2 separate regions of the Homo sapiens genome follow, and region 2 is linked to region 1. A link is a contact called in ENCODE Hi-C or POLR2A ChIA-PET data. All regions are on one chromosome and are shown on one strand. Each heading gives the region's core, a stretch centred on a gene start or an enhancer-like site at or near the end of the contact. The rest is flanking DNA. Distances are from core to core; before and after follow the strand shown. Region 1 overlaps MAP7 (microtubule associated protein 7). Region 2 overlaps MAP3K5 (mitogen-activated protein kinase kinase kinase 5).

What was found. A loop is a pair of places that touch in the nucleus more often than their neighbours do. ChIA-PET counts read pairs that join two places held with the same protein, here RNA polymerase II (POLR2A). Pooled maps may share reads with other maps.
Region 2: a loop to region 1 is called in a pooled map, with 10 times the contacts of the local background. The contact joins two enhancer-like sites. A Hi-C loop is called at or near these places in 4 of 50 pooled maps. POLR2A ChIA-PET finds 5 or more read pairs at or near these places in 2 of 52 experiments (activated CD4-positive, alpha-beta T cell and naive thymus-derived CD4-positive, alpha-beta T cell).

Annotation. Positions count from the first base shown.
Region 1 is chr6:136,509,426-136,515,226 of GRCh38, forward strand. All of the region lies in intron 1 of MAP7 (microtubule associated protein 7), which reads right to left. Among named protein-coding and RNA genes, the nearest start is that of MAP7, 38 kb to the right of the region's middle. Within about 2 kb of position 2,811, at least 4 of the 41 ENCODE cell types and tissues checked have a DNase peak (open chromatin) inside an H3K27ac peak, as active enhancers do.
Region 2 is chr6:136,588,704-136,594,795 of GRCh38, forward strand. MAP3K5 (mitogen-activated protein kinase kinase kinase 5) reads right to left here. Exons shown (of 30, transcript NM_005923.4): 22 at 3,734-3,911; 23 at 3,470-3,638. Among named protein-coding and RNA genes, the nearest start is that of MAP3K5-AS1, 37 kb to the right of the region's middle. RefSeq lists an enhancer at 5,786-5,945. Within about 2 kb of position 4,753, at least 13 of the 41 ENCODE cell types and tissues checked have a DNase peak (open chromatin) inside an H3K27ac peak, as active enhancers do.

The sequences.
Region 1 (5,801 bases), core at 1,561-4,060:
GTTTTTTTGTAAAGATGCAGTCTTGCTATGTTGCCCAGGCTGGTTTCAAACTCTTTGCCTCAAGTAATCCTCCCACCTGGGCCTCCCAAAGTGCTAGGATTACAGGCATGTGTCACTGTACCCAGTTTCGGTTTTTGTTTTTGTTTTTTTTGAGACAGGGTCTCATTCTGTTGCACAGGCTGGAGTGCAGTGGCATGATTATAGCTCACTGCAGCCTCAATCTCCCAGACTCAAGCAATCCTTTCACCTCAGCCTTCTGAGTTAGCTGGGAATACATACATGCACCACCATGCTGGGCTATTTTTTAATTTTGCAGAGATGGAGTATCACGATGTTGCCCACGCTGGTGTTGAACTCCTGGGCTCAAGAGGTCCTCCTGCCTCTGCTTCCCAAAGCATTGGATTACAGGCGTGAGCTATGGTGCCCTGCCTGGAAGCTAATTTAAAACATCCTCAATATTCATAGCAAATATTAGATGTTAAGATTGAGGTATATGCTGGGCGTGGTGGCTCATGCCTGTAATCCCAGCTCTTTGGGAGGCCGAGGCAGGTGGATCACCTGAGGTCAGGAGTTCGAGACCAGCCTGAGTAATATGGTGAAACCCTGTCTCTACTAAGAATACAAAAATTAGCTAGGTGTGGTGGCGTGTGCCTGTAGTCCCTGCCACTCGGGAGGCTGAGACAGGAGAATTGCTTGAACACAGGAGGTGGAGGTTGCAGTGAGCCAAGATCGTGCCACTGTACTTCCAGCCTGGGCAAAAGAGTGACATACAGTAGACAAAATGGGGTGAGCATCTCTGTGATGTGATTTGACAACCGGCTAGCAGCAAATTGGGCTCAGCTGATGGTGAGAGGATAAGAAAGTAGAAACGACCCACACAGCTGGTTTTTAGGAGTCTCACAGTAACACTCCACAGACCTAAAGAAACAGGAGGCTATGAGGGGACACTCCAGCCTGCAAGGAAGGCCCAGGCATCATTGCAAGTGCATCTTTGAAATGGTTACCCGTGAGTTCCGGGCTTGACAAAACACCAGTGAGTGGGAAGGAGGACTCATAACTGTGAGAACACAGGGGGTTCAGAAGCCTGGGGGTGGTGGAGAGGATGAAGGTTCAGAAGGTGTGAGGCTTTTCTTCAGGTAGGAGGATGAGCTCACACACGGCAGTCCACCCTCATCGCTGGTTTTGCTTTCTGCATTCTGAGTTACCTGCAGTCAACTACAGTCTGAAAATAGGTGAGTACAACACAGTAAGATATTTTGGGAGCGACCATACTCATATAACTTTTATTATGGTATATTGCTATATTTTATTATTGTTATTAATCTCTGTGTCTAATTTATAAATTAAACTGTATCACAGGTATGTATAGAAAAAACATAGTATATACATATAGGGGTTGGTACCATCTGAAGTTTCAGGCATCGACTGAGGCTCCTAGAAGGACAAGCGGAAGACTACTGCGTATGGAAACATCTAGCATAGGGTAGGGAGCAAATCATTGTTTGCTGAATCTGAAGTCTGTGGGTACCTAGGGGAATTTCTGAGTTCATGATATCGTAGGTGGTGTGGAAACAAGTCCCAGCATAAACCCACACAGCTGGCTGAATGAAGTTCAAGTGAAGGTCATGCAGCATCAAAGTAGATGTGTGTCACTGAAACTTATGGCAGTGGAGTGAGAATAATTTTGAAATTACTTAGATTGTGAGAAAATCTGGCTGATGATTAGAAGTGTTGATATAAGAGGTCAGTTTGGAGTTCCACTCAAAATTCATACTAATTTTAATGTTATGGTATTCTAAACTACTAGATGGGTAAGGGGAAGTTATAGGATTCTGAACAATACCATTAAGAATTAGGATAGGATTTTCTACTGTGGTGTCACAGAAGAATCAGAGCTAGCAAATTCATAAAAAGAAAATTTGATTCCCCAAGCCCAGGGTAAAAATCCAGAGTGCTGAGGTTTTGAATCCTAATATCTCAGTTGCCACTTTGCATCTTTACAGTGCTGAATGAAAGGTGTGCACCAGGAACTGTCTACCCACAAAGAACCTGTTTTTCTGGGCCTTAAAAAAAAAGGCAGTGCAGAGATAGTATTATAAAAGAGAAGCATAAAAGGAAATTTGTGAGGGTGGCTTAATGAGATGCACTGAATAGGTGGAGAACTAGAGGGAATGTGGCTAGGTACACAGTGGACTTTGTTAAATTAGCAGCAGCTCCAGTTCACTTTCCACGATATTTCCTAATCCACAGAGCAGCAGGTGGGAGTGAGGGACACTATTAGTCAAGAGCTCAGTGGGAGTTTAAATCACTAAGGATTTGTGTATGCAAGTTCTCCCTGGCTTACACTTAATATGGTCATGATAACTGAATTTCAACTGTGCAAAAGGAAAGAAAATACTTATAATAATTCAAACACGGCTGTAATGAGGATATGCCACAAACACGAAATGAACGTTTTATAATAAGCTCTGGCAGTTCAAGGAAAAATGATGGTAGAAGGTGCTTCTGGAATGGTCTAGCTCTAGAATTTGATCCAAGTAAGCCACTGCAGACTGTCCAAGCCAATGTCCTAGCCGAAAACAAACAAGTCATCCCTGCATAAAGGCTAGTGGACAAAGGTCGTTAATACAAAATTCACCGTCATTATCACTAGGCAGGGTGGTGATTGATCTGATATCTCCAGGCCTTTGCTAGATTCAAAACAAAGTCCTGAACCCTGGAATGTTTAAAGGCCTAGACAGACTACCTCTCCAGCTATGCTGTCTCATTCTCTGGCTGGCAGGGCCAGAGTGTGTTGCCTCCAATCAGTTATCTTATGAGGAACCAGATTTGGGCTTCTGCCATCTGGCTTAGCACCCATGGACTAAGAGGTCTTGAATCAGCACCTAGAAATAATTTCCTTCAAGTTCTACAGAACAGCTCAACAGAAAAAGAGAACTGTTTCAGTGGAAAAAGTAAATACCAAAGTTTCTAAGACTATTACGGATGTAAAAAATTGTTGGATGTATTCTTCTCAACTTTTTATCTAGGGTGTGACACCTGTTGATGTAATGAAGATTTAGGAAGCCTCAACAAGGCATACCTCAGAATACTGCCAGTTCAGTTCCAGACCACCCCAATAAAGCAAATATTGCAATAAAGCAAGTCACACACATTTTTTGGTTTCACAGTGCATACAAAAGTTGTGTTTTCGTTACGCTGTAGTCTATTAAGTGTGCAACATTATGTCCCAAAACAGTGTACATAACTTCATTAAAAACTACTTGATTGCTAAAAAATGCGAAGAATCATTGGAGCCTTTAGTGAGTTGTAATCTTTTTGGTGGTGGAGGGTCTTGCTTCCATGTTGATGGCTGCTGACTGATAAGGATAGTAGTCACTGAAGGCTGGGGTGCTGCGGCAATTTCTTCCCTTTTTTTTTTTTTTTGAAAGGGTCTCACTCTGTTGCCCAGGCTGCAGTGCAGTAGCACAACCACAGGTCACTGCAGTCTTGACCTCTCAGGCTCAAGCAATCCTTCTGCATCAGCCTCTCAAGTTGCTAGGACTATAGGCTTGTGATACCACACCAAGCTAGGTTTTGTTTTGTTTTGTTTTGTTTTTGGTAGAGGCAGGTTCTCACTCTGTTGCCCGGTCTGGTCTCAAACTCCTGGGTTCAAATGATCCTCCTGCCTCTGCCTCTCAAAGCACTGGGATTATAGGCATGAGCCACTGCACCCAGCTACAATTTCTTAAAGTAAGATAGCAATGAAATTTGCCAAGTCCATGAACTCTTCCTTTCATGAAAGACTTCTCTGTTGTATGCGATGTTGTGTGATAGCATTTCATCCACAGGACTTTTTTCAAAAATGGACTCTATCCTCTCAAACCCTGCTGCTGCTTTATCAACTAAGCTTATGTAATATTCTAAATCCTTTGTTGCCATTTCAACAATGTTCACAGCGTCTTCACCGTAAGTAGATTCCATCTCAAGAAACCACTTACTTTGTTCATCCATAAGAAGAAACTAATCTGTTCAAGTTTTATCATGGAATCGCAGCAATTCAGTCACATCTTCAGGCTCTACTTCTAATTCTAGTTCTCTTGCCATTTCCACCACATCTGCAGTTACTTCCTCTACTGAAGTCTTAAACCCCTCAAAGTCATTCATGAAGGTTGGGGTCAACTGCTTACAAACACCTGTTAATGTTGATATTTTGAGTTTTGTATGGTAGATGCACCTGACAGTGATAATGCGACCTGAGTATACCCTGAGAATGACCCCGTATGGCAGAGCACCTCAATGTGTACTCAGAAGTGGCCAACCCAGAGATCCATTCCTTGTCTATGAGGAACACCTGAGCCCCAGACGCATCCTGTGGAACATGGGCCATACAGGGGATCACGGCCCATTGTTTTGGGTTAAATGAGGTTTGCCAGGTGGAAGTTGCTAGGGGGAGGGTGTTAAGTGAAAATGTTATATAAATTGCATGTGTTTTGCAAGTGGTGGTGGTGGTTTTGCCCAGTCTGCCACCACTGGACTCTCTCACCTGTACGTAAGTCCCCAGTAAAACCCATGTCTCATTCGCTGGCTCTAGGTCTCTTCTTCAGCCTCTTGAACCTGGTGCCATCCCCGCTGGAGTCAATAGGGGTTTGGCACACCAACCTCCCTCCATGCATCATAAATGTTCTTAATGGCATCTGCAATGGTGAATCCTTTCCAGAAGGTTTTCAATTTTCTTTGCCCAGATCCATCAGAGGAATCACTACCTATGGCAGCCATAACCTTACAAAATATATTTCTTAAGTGATAAGACTTGAAAGTCAAAATTATTCCTTGATCCATGGACTGAAAAATGGATGTTGTGATGGCAGGCATGAAAACAACATTAACCTCCTTGTGGCCGGGTGCAGTGGCTCATGCCTGTAATCCCAGCACGTTGGGAGGCCAAGGCAAGCAGATCACCTGAGGTCAGGAGTTTGAGACCAGCCTGGCCAACATGGCGAAACCCTGTCTCCACTAAAAATACAAAAAGTTAGCCAGGTGTGGTGGTGTACACCTGTAATCCCAGCTTCTTGGGAGGCTGAGGCAGGAGAATAGCTTGAACCCAGGAGGCAGAGGTTACAGTGAGCTGAGATCACAGCACTCCAGCCTGGGTGACAGAGCAAGACTCTGTCTCAAAAAAAAAAAAAAAAAAAAAAAAAAAGAAAACAACATTAACCTCTTTTGTCCATCTCCATCAGGGTGACCTGGTACATTGTCAATGAGCAGTAATATTTTGAAAGAAAACTTTTTTTCTGAGCAGTGGGTCTCAATAGCGGGCTTAAAATAGTCAGTACACCATGCTATAAACAGACGTGCTGTCATCCAGGCTTTGTTGTTCCACTGACAGAGTGCACACAGAGTAGATTTAGCATAATTCTTAAGGGCCTTAGAATTTTCAGAATGGCAAATGAGCATTGGCTTCAACTCCAAGTCAATGATTGCAATGACTCAGCTGCATTATCCCCTAACAAGAGATTCAGCCTGTTCTTCGAAGCCAGGCACTGACTTTGACTCTCTGTCTATCAACGTCCTAGATGGCATCTTCTTCCAACAGAAGGCTGTTTCATCTCCATTGAAACTCTGTTGTTTAGTGAACTCACCTTCATCATTACCTTAGCAAGATCTGGATAACTTGCTGCAGCTTCCCCATCAGCATTTGCTGCTTCACCTTGTGCTTTTATGTTATGGAGACACTTTCTTTCCTTAAACCTCATGACCATCCTCTGCTAGTTTCAAACTTTTTTTCTGCAGTTCCCTCACCTCTCAGCCTTCATAAAATT
Region 2 (6,092 bases), core at 3,503-6,002, 81 kb after region 1:
CTTGGGTCAACCCAGTCCTATTCTCAGTCTTTGAATGATCACCGTGAGCCAAAGGAAAGGCCAGAGAGAAAGCTGATGGCTCGAGACCACTCCAGTCTCCACCGCCACGAAGCATGCATGACACTCATCCTCCCTGGACTCAGAGGCCAGCTACCCCTCACTCTAGAGCACCTTCTTCCTGGGCCTCAGAGTAACTGCCCGAGACAGCTTTCCTTTAGGACCCAAGTCAAGGTTTTTGAGAGTGTGTAGAAAACACTCATTTCAGCTCTCCTTGTACTGAGGCCCTACTGGCACATATATGGCCTTTCAGCTCCTTCTATGAGATCTAAAGAGGTGGACATTAGGGAATTCCTAAGGCGATAAAATGTTTAGCAAAGAAGCACAGTGAGTTTCTCAAGGCAGAGACAGGCTGAGATTGTTTACTAAGAGCCAAGAGAGAGCTTTGCTCCATTTACATCTCAATAAAAGATGAGAACAGGTAAACTGTTGTACTGAGAGACTTTAAAAACTTGGCTAGACTCCTCTAGCCCCAACCTTTTTTTGCAGCTATTTCCTCAGGACACAGGGAGGGAAGAAGCTATGTGCAGTAGTCCACAGTGATCATGAAGGACAGGTAGAGGCCACGGCAAGGGAGGCAGGTAGATGAGTTCCCAGTACCCATTGAACTAAAAGAGGATGAGAAGTGTCATACCAGGGACTGAGTGTGTCTGTGGGAGGTTGTATCCACAAGAAGCTTGGGGCTGAGGGAAATCCATTTTTCTCCTGGTGCATATTTGGGAAGGGGATTCTTCCTTGTGTTTGTACACAGAATTCCAGGGAACACATTTTCCCAGGTATTATGGTTCTGTGTCCTCCAAATTCGTATGTTGAAGCCCTAACACTCAATGGGATATATTTGGAGACAGGGCCTCAAAAGGGATAATTAGGACTAAGTGAGGTCGTAAGGGTGGGGCCCTAATCCAATTGAACTGATGTTTCTGGTGTCCGTATCAGAAGAGGAAGAGACACCAGGGCTGCAAGTGCACCAGAAAAGGCCATATGAGCACATGATAATAAGAAGGTGGCCATCTGCAAGCTAAGCAGATAGGCCTCAGGAGAAACCAAACCTGCCAACCCCTTGATCCTGGACTTTCAGCCTCCAGAACTGTGAGAAAATACATTTCTGTTGTGTAAGCCACCCAGTATGTGACAGTTTGTTATGGTTGCTTGCCCTGGTTTGGATGTGATTTGTCCTGTCAAAATTCATGTTGAACTTTAATAGCCAATGTAATGATACTGAGAGGTGGCAGAGTCTTTAAAGAGGCATTTGGGTCATGAGGCTCATGAAGGGATTAATGCAGTTAATGTAGTTCTCAACAGACTGGGTTAGTTCTCAGGAAAGCAAGATGTCATAAAGCCAGTTGGCTCTCCTTGTCTCTCTCTTTTTTCCACTCAAGCCCCACTGCCTTTCTACTTTCTACCACGAGTTGAAGCAGCATGAGGCCCTCACCAGATGCAGATGGGCCACTGGATCTTGGACTTCCTAGCCTCCAGAACCATGAGCCCAAATAAACCTCTTTTCTTTATAAATTACTGAGTCTCATGTATTCTATTATAGCAACAGAAAATGGACTAAAACACAGCCCTAGCAAACTATTATACCAAGGAATGATAGGTTCACTGACAAGCTTTTGTTTTCTTCAGAGTACATATGGCCTTCTAAACTATTACATACAGCAGATCCTCAAATAACACTGTTTTGCCCAATGTTGTTTCCTTCTAACCTTGATGAGAAAAAAAAGAATTGATTCCTGGTAGGGGCCACTGTCTGTGTGGAGTTTGCACATTTTCTTTTCTTTTTCTTTTTTTTTTTTTTGAGACAGAGTCTCCCTCTGTCGCCCAGGCTGGAGTGCAGTGGCGCGATCTCAGCTCACTGCAAGCTCCGCCTCCAGGGTTCACGCCATTCTCCTGCCTCAGACTCCCACGTAGCTGGGACTACAGGCGCCCGCCATCACGCCTGGCTAATTTTTTGTATTTTTAGTAGAGATGGGGTTTCACCGTGTTAGCCAGGATGGTCTCGATCTCCTGACCTCGTGATCCACCCGCCTCAGCCTCCCAAAGTGCTGGGATTACAGGCATGAGCCATCACACCTGGCAAATTTGCACATTTTCTCAATGTCTGTGTGGCCTTACCTGGGGTACTCTGGTGATATGGTTTGGCTGTGTCCCCACCCAAATCTCATCTTGAATTGTAGCTCCCATAATCCCCATGTGTCATGGGAGGGACCAAGTGGGAGGTAACTGAATCATGGGGGTGGGTCTTTCCTGTGATGTTCTCATGATAGTGAATAAGTCTCATGAGATCTGATGGTTTTACAAATGGGAATTCCCCTGCACAAGCTCTCTTGCCTGCCGCCACGTAAGATGTGACTTTGCTCCTCATTCACCTTCCACCATGATTGTGAGGCCTCCCCAGCCATGTGGAACTGTGAATCAGTTAAACTTCTTTCCTTTATAAATTACCCAGTCTCAGGTATGTCTTTATTAGTAGCATGAGAACAGACTAATACATATAGTTTCCTCCGCATCCCAAGGATGTGCACGTTAGGTTCATTTGTGTGTCTACGTGGTCTCAGTGTGGGTGTGTGTGTGTATGTACCCTGCAGTGGAATAGTGTCCTTTCCAGGGCGGGTGCCCGCCTGGTACTGAGCTGCCAGAATAGGCTCTGGCCACCCATGGCCTTGAACTGGGTAGATAGTTATCTTGTTTTTATTCATCTTTCTTAAATGTATATAGAGTTCACATTTATTTCAATGTAGAATATTAGAAGTGTTTTAGTCTTTATTTAGGAGTTTGGTCATGTTTTTGTGACCAGAAATATGCCATAGGAACTTAACTCTTGTTTATGTCAATTAGTCTACGGCAAAACTGGTTTGGTTATATGTAATTTTGCTTCAGTCACAGTTTCCAAGGACTTATCAACTACATTAAGTGAAGACTCACTACAATTTACTTCCCTTTGCCCTTCACCCTCCTTTTAAATATAACCTTACAAGCTCAGGGGTTCTGTTGTATTTGCTGATGTTTCCCAAATGCTGAGAGGAGCGACTGGCAGGTAGCCTCATGCTAATGTCAGAATTAGCAACTCACATGGCTTAATGTGTGTTTATTGATGGAATGAATAAACAAATGAATGAAGAGTAAAAGAGGCTTGTAGGGGCTATTTGGAATGTCACCAATGTGAAAAATTTGCTTCTGACTTAAAAATAGCTTATGTTCAAAAATGCAATGAAAAAATCATTTCCCTATTTTCATATTAATATATTCCCTACCATAGGGTTTGCCTTCTTTTTTCCTGTGGGGTAGGTTTATCATGATGATCACTACAGGTTCCTCTTGCCTTTCACATCATCTGTGACAGCTGCAGGCGGTTAGGACACAGATAAAATATGTAACCTTTGGGAAATGAAGCACCTGGGAGAGGATTTACCTGAGCTAAAGATTCCATTAGGTTTCTCACAATTTTGTCTTGGTCTTCCGTCAGGATCCTGTGAAGGGTAGCTCGCCTCTCACTGTCCTTCCTCAGCATGAAGAATCCAGAATCTTTTTCTTCAGGGGAAGGAGGAGCACTGTGATCTTCAAAATTCTCATCTGGAATGCTGAGAAAATTTATGCAGCATAAATCACAGTTCCCTTTATAAAATGACACACTTAACAACACACTTCTCTCACCCCAAGTAAGTCAGGTCTTTACCCCAAAAAGAGTGTCCGAATTCCCTTGACATCTCTTTCTCCGCAGGACTTGGCTCTTGTTTTGAAAGAGAAGGGGTCCACTTTCAACTCCGTGTCGGGTGAAACTGAGCCGTACTCACTGCTGCTGCTGGTGTCCTCCACCAGCACAGGTACCGGCAAGGATATACTCCTGAGATATTCTGCTTGTGATGAGAGGAGGGAAAAGATAATTGACACTTTAAAAAATGTACACATACTGAAACACCCATTGAAAGAGGCCATATTCTTTGTCAAATATCTTGTTGCAATGAGCAGCATAATTATGCTATGTAAGGGAACGGTCATGTGTTATGACTGCCTCCCTTGCTCAGCATAACCCATACAGCAGGGTAGCCAGGAAAGGGCCTCCCAGGCCCTGGGAGGGATATCTCTGGGGTACCAAAACAGTCAAGGAAGCCCAAGTTCAGTGGGTCTACTGAGGGTCTGATCCCCTCATTTTTACTGACTACTAATTATTTCTATTTATGGGTCTCAGTTTTCATATTTATCAAATTCAGGGTCAGATTGATAATCTTTAAGCCTGTTCTTCAGGGGCTTAAGTGTCTCCATTAGCATCTTGGGGCTGCCTTGGTTGGGATGAGTGAGTGGGATGCTGTAGGTCTAGACCACAGGTTCCAATCCTGTTATACCTGAAACCAGAGAAAATATGCTGACTGTCATATATCACAGTTCTGCTTAAGGATTCATATAAAAAAGGATTCATCACTGAAAACAAATTTTGGAAACAGATGGACTAGATGATCTCTTAGGTCTGTCCTGGTTCTCAGATACTATGATTCTCTAGTAGACATGAGCTGCTTCTTTATTTGGATGGAGAATAAGACAGTGGAGTTGCCTATATTTCCTCAAACATTGGTTTTAAAGAAAGCTTCATAGGTTGCTCTGGGTGTCAACATCTTTCCAGCAGATGGGGAAGAAAGAGTAGGAGGATCTCATAGGAAGTTTTTATGAATCATGCTTGGGTGAGTTGCCACTCGGGCCCACCATCCATTGCCCAAGCCTCAGTCCACCAGCCACAGTTACTTGCCAGGAGGCTGGGAAACCCCAGAAGGAAAAGGAAACAGGTCTGGAGGACAGCTAGTCAGTCTCTGTATATGTATGCCTGAACAGTTCACAGAAAGAAAAACACAAAAAGCTCCCAAATGTATATAAAACTTCTCAGCCTCACTCCTAATGAGAGAAACGGGTATCTGAATCACAATAAAATACTGTCCATGATCTATCCTATGGACAGATATGCAAAAAAAAAAAAAAAAAAGAAAGTGGTTTTTGCCAGAAACATCTTTATCAAACACACATCCTAATGCTACAAAAGCATTTTAATAAAGAATGAAGGTATAAAATTATAGAAAAGGAAATCCACTGTTGCCTGGAATCTCCTTCTTACTTAATTCCTCTTGGGCTGAACTGAATCAACTGCCCTGATCTCAAGGATAGGGGACTCATGACATTGGTTTCAGCTGTAGCGAGAAAGACGGAAGTACATACAGCTTTCAGGAACAGCTGACCTCGGGGGAAACCACCTTACTGGTCAGTAACTGGAAAGTCTCCCCAGGATGAATTGGTTGACTTATCTGCTGTTATTTAAATAGTTCTGTAGCTGAATCACTAGAAGGCAGGAAGCAAGAGGAAGCCACAAAGAGTTGCTGAATTGACCAATTAAGTACCAGTATGCAAATGATATATGGCAGGGGAAATGCCTGGCATGTATTGTTTCCACATATTCTGGAGCAGCTCATGGGCCTAGCATTTCACGGACCATATTTTGGGCAGTGCTGCTACAGCAGAAAGGAAATGGGTGACCTCTTCCTTGCTGGTAATAGTAAGGTTGTCTGAGAGAAGAAAGGTTTGAAGGGGGGCCCAAACACCAAACTGCTTTTGAGTCATTCCTGGGGAAGGTCAAGGTCTATAGTGTGCCTTGTTTCACTTTAGAGTCAACATCTCGCTATTTGGGGGGAACGGACTTTAGAACAGAAAAAAATAGCTGCTTGGGAGAAAGAGTTTCACTGCTATGAGATGTCAAGTCCCTAAAGTTAAATGTTACTGATGGAAGAATACAGCTGAAGAAGAGCTCTTGGCTTGACTGAGTAGCTGATCTCTTTACAAGAAGGGATACAAGCCCTGCAGTGGAACTCACTGCTGATCCTTCAGACTTGGTGAGTTTCTTCACCAGCCCATTTTTATGAGATGCATGCCACACTCAGAAACGGAGGTGTGCATCATTCATATTTCAAAGACAAAATTGTTGTTTCTTGGGAGTAAAGAGACTAGTACAGACTAGACTAGAAGAGTACAAGATGAGGGATTCCTATCGTGTGTTT